Linked DNA regions of Homo sapiens: region 1 is linked to region 2. A link is a loop called in an ENCODE intact Hi-C map of the cell type or tissue named here. Cell type or tissue: heart right ventricle. All regions are shown on one strand. Each heading gives the region's core, and the rest is flanking DNA. Links, peaks and the distances in the headings are about the cores only.

What was found. A loop is a pair of places that touch in the nucleus more often than their neighbours do. Peaks named below come from ENCODE experiments on the same cell type or tissue, not always from the same donor. Only the 100,000 strongest peaks of a DNase experiment are listed, where the experiment ranks them.
Region 1: it touches region 2 in a loop (2.9-fold over the local background); 26 of 110 quality-filtered maps call a loop at or near these places.

The regions. Positions count from the first base shown.
Region 1 is chr1:99,631,072-99,643,082 of GRCh38, forward strand. No RefSeq gene overlaps it. Among named protein-coding and RNA genes, the nearest start is that of PALMD, 9.0 kb to the right of the region's middle. In heart right ventricle, for the core only: no CTCF peak of the experiment used is centred there; no DNase peak of the experiment used is centred there; H3K27ac peaks cover 5,332 bases.
Region 2 is chr1:99,527,471-99,539,481 of GRCh38, forward strand. No RefSeq gene overlaps it. Among named protein-coding and RNA genes, the nearest start is that of LINC01708, 46 kb to the left of the region's middle. In heart right ventricle, for the core only: no CTCF peak of the experiment used is centred there; a DNase peak (open chromatin) is centred at 6,613; H3K4me3 peaks cover 1,103 bases; H3K27ac peaks cover 3,212 bases.

The sequences.
Region 1 (12,011 bases), core at 2,510-10,509, 100 kb after region 2:
AATTTATAAGCAAAACAAAACAAAACCATGCCTGTCCTCCAATCTATCATTCTCCTTCACTGAAGATAAAATGCTAGATATTAAGCCTCCCTTCAAGAAAACTTGCTTTGAAGGTGTGATTGACTGACAGCCTCCATGAACCCACCTTCAGATCTATCCAGGTGTTCACTCATGAGGCTAGGGGAGGCAATGCTTCCCCTGGCTGCTCCTGGGATGACTAAATGCAATAGGAGAACTAGAGCCAAGTGGTTTCATCATGGGACTTCTCTAATGGGCAACCTTGGTTCAGGAACTCCCCATAAGCCTATCCAAAACTTTCTCAAAACTGCAGAGGTCTAAAGCTCTTCCTACACAATTCTTCCTTTCTCCCCCTTCTCTTTTCACAGGTAGCAGACCTGCATTACAGTCTAACATCTCCCCACCTATCCATGCTATGCTTCCATAAATATTGGTGAATAAATGAATCCAAAATGAACAAAGCGCCTCATTCAAACACTCCTGTAAATCAGCATCACTTTTAAAAGGGCTTTTACAATTTTTCTGTTGTGGAGCTGTATTTTATATTTAATTCTGTGGAGGAGAAGGACAGGGTGGCCTCCAGGGCAAGACCCCAATGGACATCTTCTGAAGCATCACAGGAGCGGGCATGAGGACAGCAACTGCCTACTATCTCAACATCTAGTGGAAATGGATTGGATTCGAGGGTACAAAAATTATCACTCTTGCAAGGTTCACTCCAGAATCTAACTACACATGGAACTGGTTAAAATGAATAAAGAAGGAATGTACAGTAAATTGATTTAACAGTGAAGACATGGGGTAGGGTATGTTTTCTGAGGAGGCTGATGGCTCTTCCATAGGTGGGAATTACCTAAATTAATTCTCTTTTCTCACAGCTAACCTCTGCAAAGGGCTGAGATGACTTCTTTGGTAACTTCTTTGAGTGGGAAGCCATCAATAAGACATAAGTACATAAGTACATGGAATTACTGAAAGCAAAACAGCTTTTCATTAGGAAGAAAATTCTATTATATCTGAAATAGCTATGTACACAACTAAAGCCTGGCTATTAAAGTCATGAGTCTCTTTTTTGTAAAGTAACACCAATTACCTGGAGGCAACTTCCCCTAGTTGTGAGATATTTACTGTGATTCTTAAAAGGAAAGAAACTCTTCCCTATGCCCAATTTGCAAGCTTATTAAATGTTTACATGGCAAGAGAAAAAAAGGTTTGCCTAATTTAGAAGGAGCAAATAAAAACCAAATAAGTACTATATTTAGCTGAACTTCATAGGTCCATAACTAAGAAAAAGGGAATCTAATTCAGAAGGAACCCTGAGTTTTTAGCTTGAGACAATTCAAATGTTATCTCCTCAAAGGCCTTCCTTGATTTCTCAGTCTAAATTAACTACACATCTCACTACCACCGCCACCCCTAACCGGTAACTCTATTCAAAGTCCTGCTTTGTTTTCTTCATAGCACTTACCATGATCTAAGACTCTGTTTGCTTCTCTCGCATCTTCCACCACTGAAGGCTAAAACCCAAGAGGGCAGAGACAGCTTCCATGTTACTCAATTCCATCACCGACTCCTTATACAGTAACTGGTTCACGGTAAATACACAATAAATATTTGTTGAATGAATGAAATCAACCATGCCACAACAATCATGGCTTCAAGGTGTGCATCACTGAAAACTTTCACATTGCCAACAGAGTTTCAGATCTCAAGAGACTTCCAATTATCATTTGATTCCCAGCAACATGTTTGAACCCAAAATTATATTTGTCATTCCAAGCGACTTATCCTTTCCAACCAACCACATAGGCACCAACTCATGACCAGTGGACACACACATGGTATGTAGAACGTAATTCCCACAGTAGGCCTACTTATTTCAAGCTAGTTCCTTAAGGAAAGGATCACTGCTTTTCTTTTTTATTTTTTTAAGTGAAAGCAAGTTTATTAGAGAAGCAAAGAAACAAAAGAATAGGCAAAAGCAGCAGTGTGGGCTACTCAACTAATTATACTTGTAGTTATTTCTTGAATACATGCTAAACAAGAAGTGGATTATTCATGAGCTTTCTAGGAAAGGGGTGGGCAATTCCCATAACTGAGGGTTCCTCCCTCTTTTAGACCATATAGTGTAACTTCCCTACATTGCCGTGATTTGTAAACTGTCCTGGTGCTGGTGAGAGTGTCTTTTAGCATTCTAATGTATTATAATCAGCATATAATGAGCAGTGAAGACAAGCAAAGGTCACTTTCACAGCCATCTTGGTTTTGGTGGGTTTTGGCCTGCCTCTTTACTGCAACTTGTTTTATCAGCAAGGTCTTTGCTACCTGTATCTTGTGCTGACTTCCTATCTCATCCTGTGACTAAGAATGCCTAACGTACTGGGATCACTTCTTTTCATATATGAGTTGACCACTCAGTAAAGCATGAATGCATAGGCTCACATTCCATTTAGACTATGGAAAGTGTTTTCTCCACTAAATATACTATTCAGTTTGACCTAGACACTTTGAGAGGTGGTAGATTAACAAATAGATTCAGTTAGTTGTGTTTTCCCTTAGAAGGACAATTCTGTGGTTAAAGGGAGGGAAGGAATATGAGAAGGGGCAAGATGGGCTTCATTCAGGTAGTGAGGATACAGGATATAATCACGACCTCTGTGTACTTTTGGATGAAAGGGAAGAAATTAAACTGGCCATGATATGGAATTAATTATGCATGCCACTTGAGTCAGAATGTTAGCTACAAGTACTAAATCTGTTAGAACTCCTTGATTTGGTGAAAAGAACTAAAAGCTATTGTCAGTAATAGGAATAAAAGCTGCAGCAATATTGCTGTATGAAGCAAGGGCTCTCAACTCTTATTCTAATACTTTAACAATGCGACTTTAGAAAAAATACAGCTTGTCTTCAAATTGTAATCTTTTTCTATAGAGTGTTTAATTTGCATCTTGGTAGTGGAATGGCCGTTGTGCCCTGAAAGATCTTCCCCAGGCCACACCAGTCCTAGAGAGCCAGGGAGACCACGAAAGACATAGCAACAGTTGCAATTATCTTTGACTCTTGAGCTCCTAGCCTGTGAGTGCGTGCCACTCCTAAAAGTCCAAGTCCTTTTCATTCATCCCAGGGGGCTCCCATGCTCTCCTAGTTCTTTGTTGGAATTTTCTGCCCCATCCTCTGATAAGCTGTACTCTAGCAACTGCTACTTCAATCATGCTGGTCCTCTCTTTCTGGACTTCTCTCTTCTCTCTACTTACTCATGCTCAGAGCTCACCAATTTGGAGCTAGGACCTCTCCTCCCTAGTCTTTAGAGTTAATCTTATTAGGCCCCAAATGGCATAATTCTCCATTAGTTTTTATACCCCTTCCTACTGAGAGGACCTGAGGTCAGCTTCCTTCAGATTGAAATCAGAGACATTTATGTCATACACACAAAAGTATCTCTCCCCCAAAAATAATCAGCATCCTAAACTGAAATATGTGTCTTTTCAATAGTCTCCTATATCAAGGTGAGTTTTCTTACTACTCAGTGTGCTTCTAGAAGTTCCTGGAGCCCCAGAATCAAAGGATCAGTTCTATAGTTGTCTCCCCATTTCTCCTAGAAGCCCGCATGCAAATACCCTGATCTCACAGCATTCCCAAAATGTGTGAAGATTAGGCTTCCTCCTACCCAACACCCTACCATCCTTTTCTTGTTAAGGTGAAACTCTAATGTAGCCTGAACTTGGTGCCTTTGAAGCTAATGGAGGTGAAAAATTATAAAGCTCAAATTCGCAGCCCAAAGCTACTTTTTTATTGCAGAATCTGACATGAAGTAGAGAAACATCCTACTGGTGAAAAAAAAAAGAAATAAACTAAAGTCAGTGGTTTGGTCTTCAGTAAATACAAAAGAAAAAAAACTGACCATGAATCAGCTAACATTTAGGACTTCTCTGTAGGAGTTGAATATTTCTCCCCAAATAGAGAGGTCAGTAGGCTGCCATGTAACATCTATTCTATCAGCTGGAACATTTTGCTCTTTAGTAGAATAAAGCTTGTAAATAAACCTAAGCTCTGAGTTGTTTCCTAAGGGGAAGATCATGCAGCCTGCTTTGGTGGAATGTCAAGACGTAAGGGGAAAAAAGAGATCATCAATAAACAAATGCACAGAACTGAATTGTTACATTCTTTTTTGTGGACAAACCCGTCTTTATTTTGAGCCGTATGTTAGGGAGTCACTGCTTCTCCTTTTCATAATTAACTTGGCACTTGGAGGCTACCATTTGTAATGGCATGTAAGAACCTTTCTGTACATTTCCCCTGCTGTGTAGCCATGGGGTATCATTTGTTTACATTCCATTTGTCATATGTACATTTGTGCTTAGTAGATCCTAGGATGGGGGAGAAGACCCAGTAGTCATACAAAGCTCAGGACAAAACTGAGGGGTGTTTACCTTGCTCACTTAGAAGTGAGCTTACTGCCTTCAATAGCTCTGGGAAACATAATAATGTACTTACTCCATTAGGCCCCAAAAAATGCATTTCCTTGCTTCCTCACACAAACAGATTTGGTAAATTCAAAGAAAGGAAAATTGATCTGCCCCACACCCTAAAAGGTTGTGATTTTTATTTCATTCATATTCATTTCCAAAAGAGCTATATAAATAAAGGGTGGGGATAAGACTATAGCTTGATAAAAATCAAATGTCAAACGGACAAACCATAGTATGTTAATAAAGCCTTGGACAAAATTAACACGAGATATTCATCTGGTTTGACCTTTGTTTCTCAACTGAATTACTGTTATTATTCTATTCAGGGACTCCCTTTAGAAGGCTGGTTACTATTGCAATACCAAAATAGCTTAGGATTTCATATTTAAGAATTCCAAGGCCTGTGAGGAAGAGTAGACTGCTCTTTGGAATTTCACTCAGAAAGAAATTTACACTTAAATTGCTTTTAAATGTTTTCTCTGAAGTATTTTTTATGTTATGAGGTTGAAATTAAATACATACAAAGGAATATTTTTGTTGCTGAGTTTTTTTTTTTTAAGTGGCTGATGGCCAACTAATGTGGGTACAAAGTGGCAGCTCCCTATGTCACTATCTGGGCTATGCTCTAGGCCTTCAAATTTCACAGGAAGTAAGGACTCTAATTAACCTCCAGCTCTAAAGGAGTTCCTACAGACCTGTTTGTGGCAACTATATTTCTTGGAACTTAATATTCTTTTAAATCTCACCCTGCCCACACCACTGCTTCACTGCATAATGTAATTCTTTCAGTCTTTACCCTGGGCACCCATTAAGCAATCTAACTCCTACAGTTAGAATCTCACCAAAAGGAAGAGGAGAAGAGGGAGAAGAGAAGGGAGGGGAGGGAAGAGGAGAGGAAGGAAAGAAAGGAGAGGGGAAGAAAAGAAAGAGGAGGGGAGGGGAAGGAAGGCTATAAACCCAAAAGAATTTCACTTTGCATGACAGATCTAATGATGAAATAACAAAGATATTTTATTTTTTACACTATGCAAGAGTAAAACTCCTAGATGGAAAATGTGTGGTTTTATTTTTTAGTTTTCGCTTTCAAAGCCTATCTAAGGCATGCAATAAACCCTGGCCCCTACAAAGTATTCATCTCTCCAAAGAGAGGCCATTAAAAATTTTGGAAGTAAACTTTCAGTTGGCATCTTTCAAAATACTTATTTCCAAAAATCTTCAAGCTAGAATTACAATTGTCTGGAACCCAATCTGTTGGTAAATGAAACCTCAGAGCCTTCACTCTTAATAGTGAAATGGACTGAAAGGCAGACACACTGACAGCTGGCTCATTTCTTGCTTTGCCATGTAAATCCACTTTAACATAACTGGCTTGCACCCTAGCCTTCAGAGTGATGGCTCTGCCTAGAAACCAATCTAATTGGATAATCTTATACGATATTTCCATAATGACAAAGAATCAGACCTCAGACCGAGCCCTCCAAGATTTCCATAGGGAATCTAATGGGAAGACAAGGAGTGTTATTATTTAATGAATTGGCTCCTTGCCCAAATCAGTCAGTCCATCTATGCCTCAGTTTTCTCATACTGGAAATGAAGATATCTGGTAGCTTCTTGGTTCGTGGGGAAGAATGAGACTCTGGTCTTTCTCCCAAACAAGTCAATTGCAGTATTAGGTTATATATGTTAAAAGAGGCATTCAGCAAATGTAAAAGCACTGAAAGAAATAATAATATGCCTGCAAGATTTAATATACATTTCTAAGAACTGGACTTGTACAATAAGGTAAATAGTAATAGTAAAGTTGCCATTTATTAAGCATTTATTGTAGCCTATTACCATCTTTACCTAAATACTAATTTAATCTTGATGAAAAAAATTTTTGACATATTTCTTATTCCCATCATTGTACACCTGAAAAAATGCACTCTCTCAGATATTAAGTGATTTTCTTGAGTTCACTCATCTACTAAATGGAAAGGTTGGAAAATAAGCCAGTACCTCTGATTCCAAAACCATCTACATTCATTAACTATCTAATGGAAGAGAAACAAGATTTTGATGTACATGAATTAGCTAAGGATCATTAATAGACACAAACATATTTATAATATATATGTGTATATATGTATACACATAGAGTCTTTGAATATCACATACCTTACATAATAACCTGGGGATGTATAAGCCTGTTCATGGACAATTTGGTAAGATGTCATTCCATTACCTACTAAAAATTCTGCACCTAGAAAAATTATTCAGTTTATCTATAATGATCTAGAAATTCAGGGGCTGTGACTGTGCCGTGTCCCCCTTACTTCCCTATACCTCCTATCCCGGAATCATTCTCTTGGTTAATTAACTCTTACTTGTCCAAATCTGAAAGACTCAAGCGCTCAGGTCAACTGCTATCTCTGCTAGGATGACTTCTCTGAACTCTGGCCTTCCTTGTCCTGATTCTGACTTTGGTGAACTTTTCACTTTTAATGCAGTATTAACTTGTCTTCTGTGTACCTCTTATCTTCTCCACTAAAAAAGTTCATTGTCTTATTTATCTTTATTTCTGCACATAGCATGATGTCAGTTACAGAGTCAACAGATATTTAATCACTACGTGATGTATGGATAGATGAATGACTACGTGATCAGAACTCAAAGTACTGGGTTTCCACTTAGCGGTGACATCCTTTTACAATTCCATATTCAGTTTCCAAATTGTATTCCTATGACGGCCAAATTGTTCTTCAAGACTTTATGGGGGAATGTAAGTATTTTATATACACATATTAGGTCCATATCTACATTTGGGAGTCTAGTAGAGCTACAGAATCAATGACTTCTTTATAGGCAAGGCAGCTTCTCAACGATCAGTTTTAATTTCTCTATTTGCATTTATGAGATCAATATAAATTTGAGGGTATTTATTTTGCTATACCAACAAAAATTGAGATTCAAACTTAAGGAGAAAAAGGGAATGCAACAAGTTCAGTTGATAGAAGAAACCCCACTTAGTATTTCTTTGTGCAAATCTAGGGCAGAAACTACCCAAATGCTAAAACTTACAATCAGTTACTCTTTAAACTAAAATCACAAACTTTGAGAGAAAAGGAGAAATAACCCTCAAAACAACAATCAAAAAAAGCCCACATTTTTAAAGCTCATAAAACAGCTGAGCACACACAGAAGCAACCTGGATAATTTAAACATCCAGTTTAGTATGCACTACCACATATTATTAACGTATTCAAAATGCTTTTGATTTCAGGAACACTTTTTGGTCCAAATATTTTAAATATTATGTTGAATTGACTGGCTAAAAATGAAAGTGTCAAGTAAAGGTATCACAGTGGAACAGCATTTTTAAATACACCCAAATCCGAAAACAATGCTGAGGGAAGGGCGGCTTCCTTACACTACTAACAAAGGAAGGAAAGTGAATAAGGCAAATGGTCCACACTGAATGCTCTTACTCATAACAAATACATCTAAAGTTCAACCTAGATGGTCTTTTTCATCCTCCTGTATGGTACACACTGTACAAGGGTATAAAAGCACCACAAGGTGTGGACGTGTAAGTGGGAAATTGATAGAGAAAAATGCACTGTGCTGAGGTACCCTATAGCACTTGATCTTTGTGGAATGATAATTACAGACTGTTTAGCCTCCTGCTTTTTCTCCAGTTTAAAGCTATGCTAATACTTTCTATGATGCTGATTATTTTCATGTCCATTTGTAAACTGAGGCAGAGGAAACTAAGATGTAAGATCTCAAATATGTTAAATATTGGTTTCTCATGTTACATGGACATGAGAAGGGAAATAAATTATAGAACATTTTCAATTTGTTTGATGGGTATTTGGGGAGACTTTGCTGTGTGCTTGGTTTGGTAATAGGTTATTTTTTATCTGTGGTTATTTTTGATAGGATATTAGATAACTTAGGCTGTGTTCAGAAAACAGCTGCACCTTTTATCTCTAAAAAGTCAATTGGTTTAGTTAAATATCCTTTTCCACTAAATGGAGCAGTTGTTTGACCTCTAGGAGACTTAGCTGGAAAGCACTGCATAGCTGTTTAAAGAGACAGCAGCATGCTTAACCACACACACTATTTGATTACATGCAAGTAGAATTTTTTTTGTAGTGGTCTATCTCTGGAATACTTTGCTTACAAAAAATTATAGTCTAAGCTTCAAGCAAATTTCAAAGAAAAAGTGATTGTGGACTCTGTTTGCTTACAAAATGTTATATTCTAATCTTTAAGCAAATGTCAAAAAGTGGTTGTAAACTGTTTCCAGTCTTAAAAATCAATTCCACAAATCATCGAAATGATTGAATTTGTGAATCATGCATAATATTGTATTCTACGTCTGGTTAAACCTTGTGCTGTGGTGTCTCATTGCAACTAAGGAAAAAATAGAGGTAGGATAGTATGGTGAATAAAGATGGAACCTTTTGTCCAGACAGTTCTAGATTTAAATCCTGGTTTTACTGCTTATTAGATATATCACCCATTGGTAGATTAGTTAATCTTTTTGAATGTCAGTTTCCCCAATCCATTAAGTAGGCCTATAAGGCATTTGACACATATTGTGCAATCAAATGGATCACAATGATTACCATTCAACAATTATCTGTTGTGTCCACTATGTACCAGTCTGCTCTAAGTACTTAGACTACAGATAAAAAATAGACCTTCTCTGCATGGAGTTTGCATTCTAGTGAAAGAAGACAGGCAATAAACCCCCCAGAAAAGTGTGTCATATAGTATTACAGAACATGACAAAGGTAAAAAAAAAAAAATAGAGCGAGATGAGGAGGATTCGTAGTTTCAGAAAGAGGGATTTGTGGTTTTGTATAGTGTAGTCAAGGTAGCCTCATTGAGAAGGTAGCATCTCGGCAAAGACCTAAGAAGGTGAGAGAATGAGGCATACAGATTTCTAAGGTAAGGGAGTTCCAGCACAGAAGAGAAGTCTAGGCTGGAGATATAAATAAATGCATGAATCTTAGCATCTAAATGGCATTAAAATGAGAGTAAATGAGATCTTGAGAGTGACTGGAAAGGAATAGAAAAGAAAAGATCACCAACAACTGCAGCTTTAGTGCACTGCAATTTTAAGACATTGAGAAAAGGAGAAAGAACCAGCAAAGAAGGCTGAGAGGGAGAGACTAATGACATGGAAATAAAATCAAGAGAGGTGTCCTGGAAGCCAAGTGAAGAGAGAAGGAGAGATTAACTCTGCCCAGTGTCATGGAGAGTTCAAGTAAGATAAGCATCTGTACTGTAGATTGTCTTGAAGCCTACTATTTTTTCCTCATTTACTCTTTAAACCATAAAGCTCAAATTACCTCACAATGAAATGGGTATGTTATAGTACCAACAAATCAAAATAATTTTTATTTGATTTATGTGGTCAGATTTTTTAATTTGATTTATGTGGTCAACCTACTCACATACTATTTGTTACTTGCCTATGGCAATTAAATCCCTTCCAATGGTCTACTAAAGAATAAAAGGTCGATGAAAAACTCACCTTGTCCAGTGATGTGAGAGAATAAGGGTCAAGGATTAAACAAAAGAAAATAGAAACACACTCATTAGCACATGGTAAATCTGAAAGTGAAGATTTTTCTAATGGTTCCTTCAGAGATGTCGTATAAAAAATAAACACCGTATTCTTAGCGTGACACTACTTCTGGCCTCCAGAAGTCTGAGAAGTTATAAAGAGAGAAAGACGGGAAGAAAAAGAGAGAGAAAGAAAGAGAGAAGAGTGAGAAGGAGAATGAGCATCCAGTTTTTTAACACGGGATCTGGTTTCAAAAAGGCTCTAGAGATGTTTTCAACATATACATCCTGCCTTCGGCATCCTTCAATTTTCTCCTGCCACTATTTCATTAGATTTCATTTCTTTGTGATTTTCTATCTGAAATTTCCAATTCAAGCTCCTATTTTGTACTTCATTTGGAACCTATCAAATTCTCATCCTTCTCTCCAGTTGAACACTCTTATTGAAATTTCTTGTAGATTTCTTCCTTATTGGTCATTCCCATTGCCATCCCCCTTGGATTCTAACACATTTGTATTAGCACCTTAAACACTTCTCCTCTACTTACTTTGTCCTTCATGTTCATCCAGTTTGTGGTCTCTGAGTTCAGACCTTCTGAAGGTGAGGAAGAACACTGGGGACCTTTCCTTTTGTGGAACATCAGCAATTTTTTAGTTTCCTTCTACAGGCTCTTTCTACAGACTCTTTCATAGTCACCCTTCCTGATGGATCTCTTTACCTGAATTTTCCCTCCTTCTATATGTTCTGAGACAGTTGGCAGTTTTATTTCCCTAAAATATGAATCTGATCTTTTCTCTCCCACTTTCCCTGAACATCAAGTTCTATGTATAAATGTATATCTCTATCAATCTCTCTAATTTCTCCTTTCTGCTCCAGACAGGACACTCTCCCTTATGGACCTCTAACACATTGTTTCACCCCCTCTCATGCTTAGAAATGGCTTCTCTGCTTCTAAAGTCTACTTTCTCCCTGCAGTCGCTTTCCTGCAACTCACATTAACCTCAATTTTCAATTCATGTTGCACTCACTGCTAATCCCACACACTACTATCATTCACTATGATATACTTTTCTGGGCTCAAATTGTGCAATAGTTAGCACTTTGTTTCATCGGAATACAACAACGGTTGGTTTACTATTCTTTTGTCTTCTAATTGTTTTGAGCACGCGTCTTATCTCTCCAGCCAGACAGTAAATTCATTGTAAGAAGGAGCACTGTCTCATAATCGCTTATATCCCTACCTCCTAATATAATGTCAACTAATTGACTGTAACTTTTAACTCTTGCCATCCTCGTTTACACTGGCTGGAAAACAACAAAAATACTTGGTAAAAGTAGTTCAATAAGATAAATGACAGCAGATAGTGCTCTATTATATATCTATTTTACAAAGGCTGAATTTGGTCATTAATATAAGGTTAATATTTAATGGAAGCTAGTTCGCTAACATATACTGCTTTTTGAACTATAATTCTGGATGTTTTGTGATCCTTCCGTAGTTACAATAAATTTTATAAATCCACCTGAGACTTCTTTCCTGAACTCCAAATTCGTATATCCAATTGCCTACTCAACATCTCCATGTGGAGAACCAATTGACTTTTCCAAAACTTGGTATCCATCCTCTCCCTCAAAAGAAAAAAAAAAAAAAAACCTAGTTCATCAACCTCACTATCTCAATTGATGGCGACTTCTATTCACTCAGGCAAAGAGTGATTATGAATCCTCTCTTTCTCTTAAACCCCTATATCCAATCCACCAACAGAATCAAAAGTTATCCATGGTACAACCATGGTACAACCAAGGTGGTAACACTCTCATTGTTACCACCTTGACACAAGCCACCATCATCTCTCATCTGGATTACTGTAATAACATCCTATCTAGTCTTCCTGTTTCACACTTGCAAAACACTCCTCTGCTTAAAACACCTCAATGCCTTCTCATCCCACACAGACTAAAAG
Region 2 (12,011 bases), core at 1,980-9,979:
TAAGGGTCATAAAAGATTAAAATGGAAATTAATTGGCTAATGAAATTGTACTGGCAAAACAGAAATTCATAGCAAATGAGCCACTATGCAAAAATGCTGCTGAGGGGATATGTCAATTCCAGATTCAGAGTACAAAGAGAGTTTGATGCACTTTTCCCTTGGTTAACTGTGAAAGCCTCGCATTAATGAGTAAGGAAAGGTAGGCAAAGAGGAGCAAATCAATTAGGTCGTATAGAAGAGACTGAAAGGGCAGGGAAGGAACCAGGAGAGATTTAGTGCTTAAGTCATCAGTTTCTAAAAGGCTGATGGCCATAATCCTATGAAAAATAAAACATGTTCACATTTGTAAGAACAATGAAACCGTTGCCAAGTCCTTACTAACATCTGGTTTCTTCTGCCCAGTTTCTATCTACCACCAACCACTGATTGTATTAAATGAGATTCTCCCTCATGTGAGAGGCAGGGGAGAGAAAAAAAAGGATGCATGATAGGAAGACAACATGTTGATGTATGTATTTGTCTATCTTGCATTGCTGTTAAGGAATACCTGAGACTGGGTAACTTAGAAAAGAAATTTATTTGGCTCATGTTTCTGCAGGCTGTACATGCATGGCACCAGCATCTGCTCAGCTTCTGGTGAGGCCTCAGGAAGCTTTAAATCAGGTGGAAGGCAAAAGGGAAGCAGATGTGTCACAGGTGAGAGAGCAAGAGAGAGAGGAGGTGCTGGGCTCCTTTATTTTATTTTTATTTTTTATTTTTTCACTGAAAGTAATCAAGAAACTGGCTCCTTCCAACAACCAGCTCCCACATGAACTAACAGAGCAAGAACTCATTTGTTACCATGGGGAGGGCACCAAGCCATTCATAAGGGATCTGTCCCCATGATCCAAACACCTCCCACCAGACCCTACATCCGACATTAGGGATCACATTTCAACATGAAATTTGGTGGGGACAGATATCCAAACTACATCAACATGGAAGGAAGGAGAAAACAGGGAGACTGTAGTTCTGTGTTCTGATGTGCCTCACCATCCTCCACCTGTTTGTGAATAGTTAAATCAGTTGATCTTAAAGTGCCTTTGCAGTTCCCACACCTTGGTGCCCTTGTTAAGAGTATAACCTTAATACCATATTGAGATTATGGGAATATTGAGGATGAAAAATAAGACAACAGGTGTTTAGTGCCTACTACTTTCCAGGCACCATGTAAGGTACTTCAAACCCACTGTATCATTTAATTGGTCTTCACAGTAGCCCTATGAAATAAAGATCATTATGCCTGACCTGGCTCTTACTGTGTGTCAAGCCCTATTCTAAATACTTTAATCAATTAATATTCACCACAACCCTATGAGAGTAGGAACTGTCACTGACCCCATTTTCTAGATGAGAGATCTGTGGCCCCGAGAGGTTAAATAACTTACCCAATAGTACACAGTAAATGTGGAGCTGTTCAGCTCCATTTGGTTGCAGAGTCCATGCTCTTAAGCAGTACTATACTCTAACTTCTCTTCAATACACACATACACCCTCACATACAGGTATGCACACGTGTCCATGCAACCTGACTTCTTACACACAAGTACATGGAGCCATAGGGAAAGTAGATTCAGAGTTCGGATGAACCAGGATGCATCACATTCTCAGTATCCATTGCAACACTCTCTCTCTATCTACCTGACAAGGAGTCAGAGGAAATAAACCAGGTGACAGAGAAGCTGACTACGATAACATTTACAACTGCCAGGGCTTGGAATTCATACAACCTCTTAGAGGACAGAGATTGGCCTTAGAATTTCCATAGCTATAGCTGTAACTGTATTATAATAGCTTGCTCAGGTTACCATAACAAAGTACCACAGACTGGTTGGCTTAAATAAGAAATTGTTTTCTCACAGCCCTGGAAGACAGAAGTCTGAGATCAAGGTATTGGCAAAGTTGTTGTCTTTTGAGGCCCTCTCTCTGTCTTGAAGATGGCTGTCTTCTCCCGTTGTTTCCACATGGTTTTTCCTCTGTTTATGTCTGTTTCCTAATCTCCTCTTCTTATGAAGACAACAGTCATATTGGATTAGGACCCACCCTAATGACCTCATTTTAACTTAATTATCTCCTTAAAGACCCTGTCTCCAAACACAGTCACATTCTGTTCTGAAGTACTGGGTGTTAAGAAATCAACATGTGAATTTAGAGGTATACAGTTCAACTCTTAACAACTACTCAATAAAAAATGACACTCTAACAGTTCATAAATTAATTATGTTCAGAGGTGGATGCATAATTCTTAGTGACATCAATGTAAATTGTCTAGGTCAATTAAATATTGAAATCAATAATGTTTAAAACTGTCCTTTTTATCTTTTATCTCTGTAACAAAATGAGAGATAAACACCTTTAATACAGAGGCAAAATAAGATTCAGAAATTTTTAAAAGTTAATTTTGAGAAATGGCTCCCTTTTAAGAAATGCCTCACCAAAATAAATACACAAACTACAATATCTGATATTTCCAGAAATAAAGTTCAGCTTCCTTTATGAAAATTCTTATCATAAGTCTGGGGTTTAAGCTTTCCAATAAAAAATAGACTTGGACTCTGTGACTTACAATTTTAATGTATCTGTAAGCTGGGACTATAGAGGGTTTGTTTCAATACAAACTGATTCTGAATACTTGATTTCTTCAGTAATCATGTATTTGATTGCCCATAGAAGAACAAGATTTCTCAAACAAGTTACATTATTATTATGTCTAGACTACCAACAACACCCTGAGGAGATCCGTGTTTTCACATATGCAAAGCTTTGGAATAAATTCCTATTGTCAAAATAAATAAAAATAACTCAGTAATTGGTTTTTAATTAAGTATCCATGTATATCATTATTAATTTTATACATTCAGTACAAATGAAGCTGTCTCAATATAAAAGAAATTACTAGTGGGTAGTAATTATAAGCCTACTATACTTATATTTTAAGTTCATGACTAATACTCAAAATACTAATAAACAGATCCTCAAAAAGTAAAATTTGCCCTAAGAAATAACAGAAATACCTTTTCATTCTAGAGCTGTATGCACACCTGGCTTGTGTTTTAGAGTTTGTTTTTATTTCTTCACATAGCACCCCAAAAATAATAGCACCTGAGGAAACTCTGGGGTGATTTGCTCACTTCTAGAGTCTATTTCAACATCACCAAGCAAAGTTGGTTAATACTTAAAGACAAATGATAAGCAACATAGGAATCTTGTTTGTCTATAAAATTATGTCAAATTAGATTTAACTTGGAAAAAAATGATAAGCCAAAAAAAAAAAGTCCATTCAGAAGAATATAAACTCAAAATCACAATCACGCCTACTCTCTGCGTGTCGGGGCCCTGTGTCAGACACTGCATGCTAAGCCAATGTGTCCTCAAACAAGAGGTCTTCAGTCATCTGTCTAAGAATGACCCATGGAGAAAATCAAGAGAATCTAATTAGGCAACATTTAATTCCACTATGATAAATAACTTAAGCTGCATCTCTAAGAGAAGGTAATTATTGGCCCTTAGAGCTAACAGCAGAATCAGTTAAAGGTTTTTAAATTCACAGCTAAACAAACATTGTAAAGATAAATAAAAGGATAAGAAAGATAAATTAATAATTATATTCCTGTTCTTCAATAACGGATTAATGACGTTCTACAGTATTATATGAAGATTTTTAAATTCCTTTTTACAGATAAATTAATAGAAATATAAGTACAAGAATAATTATAATTAAGGGAAAATGAAAAGTTTCATATCCCTTAAAGTCCTAAAAGCTGTACACCACCACCAATGTGTTCACTAAATAATTTAATTACATTACATGCTATTTTAGCCAAGCCTCAGTTACATGGACAAATTATTCAAATCTTTTGCCCTACCTCTTACCTTCTAATAACAATTCTTTGAGAAGGTTACAAATCATCCTTATCAAAATTGAAACATGAAACATTTTTATCAATGTTTATCAAGGTTTATAAATGTTTATCATTGTTTATCAATCATCCTTATCAAAATTGAAACATGATTTTTTTAAGTGGAATCATATCAATTTGTTATTTATTAGCTACTCTAGTAAAATATTTGCTCTTAGTGAGAGATTGAACCTTGTGTCGTGACTAATTGCGGTTTGAGATTGATTATTGGTAGATGCCATTATTCATTATATCACTATGGTTAATAAAGGTAATTCATAGTTTTCTCTATTTTAAAGTACTATTTTTAAACATCTGTAAATGTCATAGAACTTCTTTGACCTCTACTCAAGGTTTCATATTGCATCACCCAAGATAACGATTTATTTAATCTTAAAGTGCTCCAAACGACAATGCATTTAAAATACTAAGTTTTTTTTAGTTCTGCAGAATGACTCAATATAGACAATCTGCCTTGAAAATAATTGTTCAATTTAAAGATTTTTGCAAAAGGAGGCAATCATTTCAAGCCTCTTCAAAGTAAGCACGAGATTCCCAGTCCCCACTTTGAAGGCTGTAGTAGAAATAGATAGTTGGAAATGTAGCCAGTGATATTTTTCTATGTTAGGGATTGATATGAACAAACTGTCTTTTTATTTTTATGGCCCTTGGAGATATTTCTCTTCAGCTATAGAGAGCTTTGAACCCTGCCATAATTGATCCATTTCTTCTACTTTCTAAGGAAAGCAAACATCAACAGAATTCTGCTTGTTACTCCAATAACCATGTATGTTTTTCAGGAGCAGCACTTGCTCCAACATTCCTCTTAGATCTGTATGACACAGTGAACTGACTTCCTAACAAGCTGGCCTCTTAATTTCATCTTGCTCTGAAAGTAAAGGAATAATGAGCTCAGTGATGCTGAAGCAACACTCCCAGCCTCCAAGAAGAAAACCTTAGTGCCCATTCTGTCACCAGCCGACTGGGAGCAAGACTAATGAATTTCTGCCACAAAGAAGTGTTTGCTCCCATGTAAGACTAAGTCCTGATCTTTAAATTGTGACAACCCTGCCAAGCAGCATAGCAATCAGCTGATGAAAGGATATGTGTTTGTTTGGTTTTTGTTTTTGTTTTTCTAAATGCTCCATGTAGAGAGAATGAAAAGATTAGGAGAGCTGGAAATAACCATCCATTTCTCCCATCTATCTTGCCAGTTTTCTGACATGGCAGGGCTACATTTACTTTTACTTATTATTCCTTTTGCAGTCTTTCTTCTGGCCCCAACCATTACCCCAAGAGTCATCAGACACTTTCTACTTTTCAGATCCAGTGGTTTCTTCTTAGTTCTTATCTGCCTCAGGCTCTGACATGTTTGACAATATATCTTTAAAAACCCCTCTTTTCTGTGGCTGCCCTCTCCTTGTTCTTTTCCCTTTCCTCTCATTCCTGCTCTACATTCATTCCCCAATAAGGGATTAGCACACAGGCTAATTCTTTGGGATGCAAAAATATTCTACCTTCATGTAAATCAGTAGAGAGGATGGTATTTAAGAATCAAATAGGCTGGGCGCGGGGGCTCACATCTGTAATCCCAGCACTTTGGGAGGTTCAAGTGGGTGGATCATGAGGTCAAGAGTTTGAGACCAGCCTGGCCAACATAATGAAATCCCATCTCTACTAAAAATACAAAAAATTAGCCTGGTGTGGTAGTGGGTGCCTGTAATCCCAGCTACTTGGGAGGCTGAGGCAGGAGAATCGTTTGAACCCAGGAGGCAGAGGTTGCAGTGAGCCGAGATGGTGCCATTGCACTCCAGCCCGGGCGACAGTGAGAGACTCCATCTCATTAAAAAAAAAAAATCAAATAGGCTCTCAAAGAATGAAGTTCTCAAAGTTGACATATCTGAACCTGACTCCCAACTGTACCACTGCTATGGACTGAATGTGTGTGTCCCACTAAAGTACATATCTTGAAACCTAACCCCCAGAGTGATGGTATTAAGAGGTGGGGCCTTTGGGAGGTGATATGGTCATGAGGGCTCCACCCTCAGACATGGGACTAACGTTCTGATAAAAGAGACTGAGAGGCCCCTTGCCTCTTCCATCACGTAAGGACACAGCAACAAGGCATCATTTATGAAGCAGAGAGTTCTCGCCACACATCGAATCTGCTGGCACTTTGATCTTGGACTTCCCAGTCTCTAGAACTGTGAGAAATAAATTTATGTTGTTTATAAATTACTCAGTCTACGGTATTTTGTTACAGCAGCCTGAACGAACTACGACAGTCACTTACGACAGGCACATTACTTTATTTCTCTGAGCCTCAGTTTCCCTCATCTGTGAATACTGATCATAATAATGTTACCATTTTTTAGGTTTGTTTGAGAGGATTCAACTAAATATTTTTAAAATATTTATCACGTTCACAACACATTCACGTTTCAGTACAAAATACTATTATTATTATTTCTAATTTCAGTAGCCTTTGGTAGACAAAACTAAAGATCTAGCCAAAGAGTAATCAAATGACAGCTGGCTTTCAATTTGTTTGAATAAAATTAAAAATCAAGGAGCTAGAAAATACCTTTGCATCCAGGGTCATCAAGTTATATCTGCAGAATAAATGCAGCCCGCCTCCTGTTTTTATAAATAGTCATTGGAACGGAGCCACGCCCATTCATTTATGTATTCTCCATGGCTGCCTTTGTTCCTTAACAGCAGCATTGGGTAACTGTGAAAGAGACCGACCATGAAAAGAGAGCCTAATCAAATCTGGCCCCTAATCTAGTCTAACCACTTCATTTTACTGATGAGAAAATTAAATACAATCATTTAATTCAGAATATTGCTAAGAAAATTTTCCAATATATCATCTTTGTTAGTTTACAGGAAGACGTATGTATATGCAGACTATTAACTGATATAAATAAAACCTGCTTCATTCGTTTGTTTTGTTGTTTCTATGGCACAGTTATAGTTCCTGGGAGCCCCGCAGAACATGGTGTTTTATTCTGACACTATATATCTAGCACTTGCACTGTAAAAATGGAAGTAATTCCCATTAGGACCAGCAAAACCTGAGGCTAAAAAAAGACAGTAAAAGCTCATGCCAAAAGCTGAATTTTACTTAATATAAAGAAAGGTGGCAGTTTCCAATTTCAGTAGAAAGTAGGAGTGTCAAATTGCTACAGAAACTGCCATCCTCCAGAGACTGACGACCCGAATGAACCCAGAGGCAATTTTTTATTCTCATGAGATGGCTTGCTTAGATATTTCTGGGAAGGAGCAGTAGGTCTTAGGAAAGGTTAGAATGTTGTTGTTTCCTGGTAACTACTTGCAGAGGTTGATAGGAGTCAATGAGACCAAACAAAAAGCAGGAATAGGGTGGGTCTGTGGCATTTAATCAGCGGCTATAGAGGATTTCAGTGGATTTTCCAGAAAGAGGAACATTTCATGGTTGAAGCTTTTATTTGCTTCTATTATTTCCACATTCTTCCCTAATGCAGTATGAATATCACAAATAGAAGCCACTTCTAGGATTCCCATTAGTAAAGCTTAGCTTCAACTTAAAACTTCAAAAAGAGTTAGATACATGCCTTTTCTAGCAGAGGCATCAGACAGGCAGAGAAAAAGAAAATAGCATTTCCCTTTTGCGGAAACCAGTTCTGTTTTCTTCTCTCCTAAAAGGAGTGGCATTAACCCTAAATTGCACAAGATGTTTAAAAGATGCAGAAATAACTAATAGTTTTTGCTCTCAGAGCCTTCATATGTGATCCCTATGGTGTTGTCCTACAATCACCTAATTCAGAATCACTAGGTGTGTTTGTTTAAAATGGAGATTTCTGGTCTCTGTACCAGGCATCGTGATTCAGGACTTATGTGTATCACAACCAGGCATATATATTTTCAACAAGTTTCCCATGTGATTCTAATGCATATGAGAGTTTCGGAACCATAGGTCTACTGAAGAGGGAACTGTTATGGGAAAGGAGTCCCGATTCAGATCCCAAGAGAGGGTTCTTGGATCTCACACAAGAAAGATTTCAAGGCGAGTCCACGGAGTACAGTGAAAGTAAGTTTATTAAGAAAGTAAGGGAATAAAGAATGGCGACACCATAGGCAAAGCAGTGGCATGGGCTGCATATACTCATAGTTATCTCTTGATTATATGCTAAACAAAGGGTGGGTTATTCAGGAGTTTTCTGGGAAAGGGGTGGGCAATTCCCAGAACTGACGGCTCCTCCCCTTTTTAGACCATGTAGGGTAACTTCCTAACTTTGCTATGGCATTTGTAAACTGTCATGGTACTGGGGGGAGTGTCTATTAGCATGCAAATACATTATAATTAGCATAGGATGAGCAGTAAAGATGACCAGAGATCACTTTTGTCACCACCGGGATTTTAGTGGGTCTTGGTTAGCGTCTTTACAGCATCTTATTTTATCAGCAAGGTCTTTGTTACCTGTATTTTGTGCTGACTTCCTATCTCATCCTGTGACTAAGAATGCCTAACTTCCTGGCATGCAGCCCATTATGTCTGCCTTATTTTACACAGCTCCTATTCAAGATGGAGTTGCTCTAGTTCAAATGCCTCTGGCAGAACTAGCACTAAATTTTTTAGCTCTGCCACTGTCTAGCCCTGTGACTTTGAGCAATTTACTTAAAAATGAGTACAATCTGAGAGTTAGCCAACAAGATTAATACTTCTTTTTTTTTTTTTGAGACGGCGTCTCGCTCTGTGGCTGGAGTACAGTGGCTCGGTCTTGGCTCACTGTAAGCTCTGTCTCCCGGATTCACGCCATTCTCCTGCCTCAGCCTCCTGAGTAGCTGGGACCACAGGGGCCACACCTGGCTAATTTTTTGTATTTTTAGTAGAGACGGGGTTTCACCATGTTAGCCAGGATGGTCTTGATTTCCTGACCTCGTGATCCACCTGCCTCGGCCTCCCAAAGTGCTGGGATTACAGGCGTGAGCCACCGCGCCCGGCCAAGATTAATAAATTTTGAGAATTAAGAGAGCAGAGCCCAAGGAGTGATAGTAGTGTGAGATATAATTACCTGGAAGATATTAGTACACCGAACGACAATGGCTAAATTGCTTGAAGGCAGGATTGTGCAGAAGGTACCATGCTTGACAACATTGCCTTAAAAAATAATGTATTCAAGACAAAATATTTTGATTTTATAAAATGTTAGTTTAGCTATTCATGTTGTGTAGTCTCTTCCCTTTATCCTGTAAATTTGATAGGGTAGACTAAAGTCTAATACATATTTTCATGAGAATGAATAAAATCTCAGAAATAACCAATTCACCAGGGTTTCATGCTAGTCCTGCCTGCTCAATATATTCTGCACAATTAAAATGTCTTAGGGGCAGAGCTTGAGTTACCCCAGATGAGAAACCATCTAAACATTTGCATATTGCTATAGACTAAATTAATGAATATTTTACTCTCACCAGGTGCTTCATAATCCTTCTCCTGCCTAAAAGCCATGAGATTACAAAGTCTAATTTCACCTTCTCTGCGGCTTTTATACCTTGTATATACAACACCCAAATCCCTCTGGTATTTTACTGACAAAATAAAAGGCAGCAAAAGAAGCTGTGATTGAAGTCACCACTACTAGATAAATCCAAAACCTGTTCATTAGCAATTTTCTGCTAAACTACAGAGTTCAAAACTGGGCCTACACTCTTGATGCCATTATAGTTCCTGGGACTAAGGAAATAAGTAGCCACTAAAATTAACATAGGTATGCTGGAAAGCAATACCTTCTCACATTCAGCTAAAAAAAATTGGTTAGAAGATAAATCTGAGCATATTAATTATATATATAACATGTATTGATTATGTAACTGACCTTAAGTACCTTTAATACATCATCTCATTTAATCCTCACAACAATTCTATGAAGTATGTATTATTATCCCCATTTTACAAATGAGAAAAGTGGGAAAGAGCTTAAGGTTACAATGAATGTCACAGTACATGTGGTACTGAAAATCACCAGTCAGGTAGCCAGTCCGGTTTTACCTGCCTCCAAATAACACATTTCTAAGTATTACAACAAAACAGACCTGACAGTTTTTATGTCTCTACCTCTATTAGAATTGTTTGATTCTTGTTTGAATTGAATCAAATATCTCCATTAGACATTATTATCATTTTTCTTTACTAGGGATCATCCCGGTTGAAGGGACTGTATTTTTAAGGCATGTAGTCAGGAACTCAGCAAATATTTGTTGAATGAATAAATGAATACTTCAGTACTCAGAGGACTTGCTGGGTGCTTAAATCCCAAATTCTCTTCTTTTCAATAACCAGCCATCAGCATTATTCTTATATCAGATGTTCATGTTAACAGTTCTTCACAGATTAATTTAGCATGATTAGTAATTACAGGAACATAGTTTGCAAATTATTTACTTTTTGAGTGTGATGTTAAAGGGTAGTCCACAAGACTACCCCCACTTCTGACACCATTTCAAGTTTAGGATCTCTAAGACCATACTTAGGTTTAATAATGCACTAGAAAGACTCACAGAGCTCTCTGGATGCTGTTATACTTATGATGACAGTTTAGGATGCAGGTTAGGTTAGGCTGAAAGGCTTACATCCTGACTCTGACTAAAGAATCCTGTCGTGAGTTCCTCAAATCTTGTCGGGAGTTCCTCAAATTGTTGACATACTAATTAATACGTAACCTACTAACATCGAAAAGAACACTGATTTGTTTCTGAGTCATGAACTTTTACTGGTTGTCTTGCATGTAGAACATTTTAGCTTTTATGTTGTAATCTGTAGCCAATGATTATAACCTCCGTATTGCACCCCACAATGAAAAGGACAATTTTGGTGTGAGGAGTCCTCCTCCCTTCTTCTAAACTTTCCTGTAAAAGCCTTCCAACTGGTAGTGGACTGTGGAATATGCCCAACTTTTTTGGTGTGTTTTCCCAGGTCAGTCCTCACAGTTGGCTTCCAACAAACTTTTGTCAAATTATTTCTGCCTCAGCAGCCTTAATTTTGGTTGACATGACTCAAAACTTCCATTATAAATTGCACTGTTAGGCTGTCTGGCACAGCCTAAATTCCCAAATAAGACACTCCTATCAGGTATGACATTGCAAGAACATAGAGATTACCTCCCAGAAGCTGAGGGCAAAGGCCAGATCTCTCTTTGGAAAAGGTTAAATTCTTTATTCCACAAAGAATTTAAATAAGTCCAAGGTTTGTTTTTGTTTTTGTTTTTTTCCAAAAACACTCTTTTCACTTGTATTTTGATATACTTTCTGAAGTAGGAGATCTAGAGGTCCAATTATAGCTACGGGGTCAGGATGTGAATGTGAACGTCATCTTCTTGGCATGCAGTTATTTCAGTGTCTCTACAAGTGTAAGCATAGATTAGCATCAAACTACAGTAGAGACCAACCTGCAATTATAGCTAATTCATGTGACCAAATTAGGGAATCTAAATAAGGAGAAAGATTTTAGTGTCCTTAATTTAGGATCCAGCCCAATAACTAGACTCTGAAGCCAGGCCTATCCTGCACTGTTATCCCAAAAATCAGTCCTCTTCTTAATTCTACCATCTTTTCCTATAGTGCATTTCAGACTCCTTGCTATTCATTTTTTTTGACTACCAAAAGATAAATAAATGGACCAGGTTCAGTGGCTCACACCTGTAATCCCAGCACTTTGAGAGGCCAAGATGAGGCGATCACCTGAGCCCAGAGATTTGAGACCAGCCTGGGAAACATAGGGAGACTCTGTCTCCAGAATTAGCTGGGCATGTTGGTGCCCACCTGTAGTCCCAGCTACTTGGGAGGCTGAGACAGGAGGATTGCTTGATCTCAGAAGGTCAAGGCTACAGTGAGAGTGAGTCATGATAATGCCACTATACTCCAGGCTGAGCAATAGAATGAGAAACTGTCTCAAATAAATAAACAAATAGATTATTTATCCATCTGGATCTCCAAGTTTCACTCCATTCTGTCTAGAGTTGATCTTTAAACAATGTGAGGTTAGGAGTGCTGACCTCCCACACAGTCAAAAATTCACATACAACTTTTGAC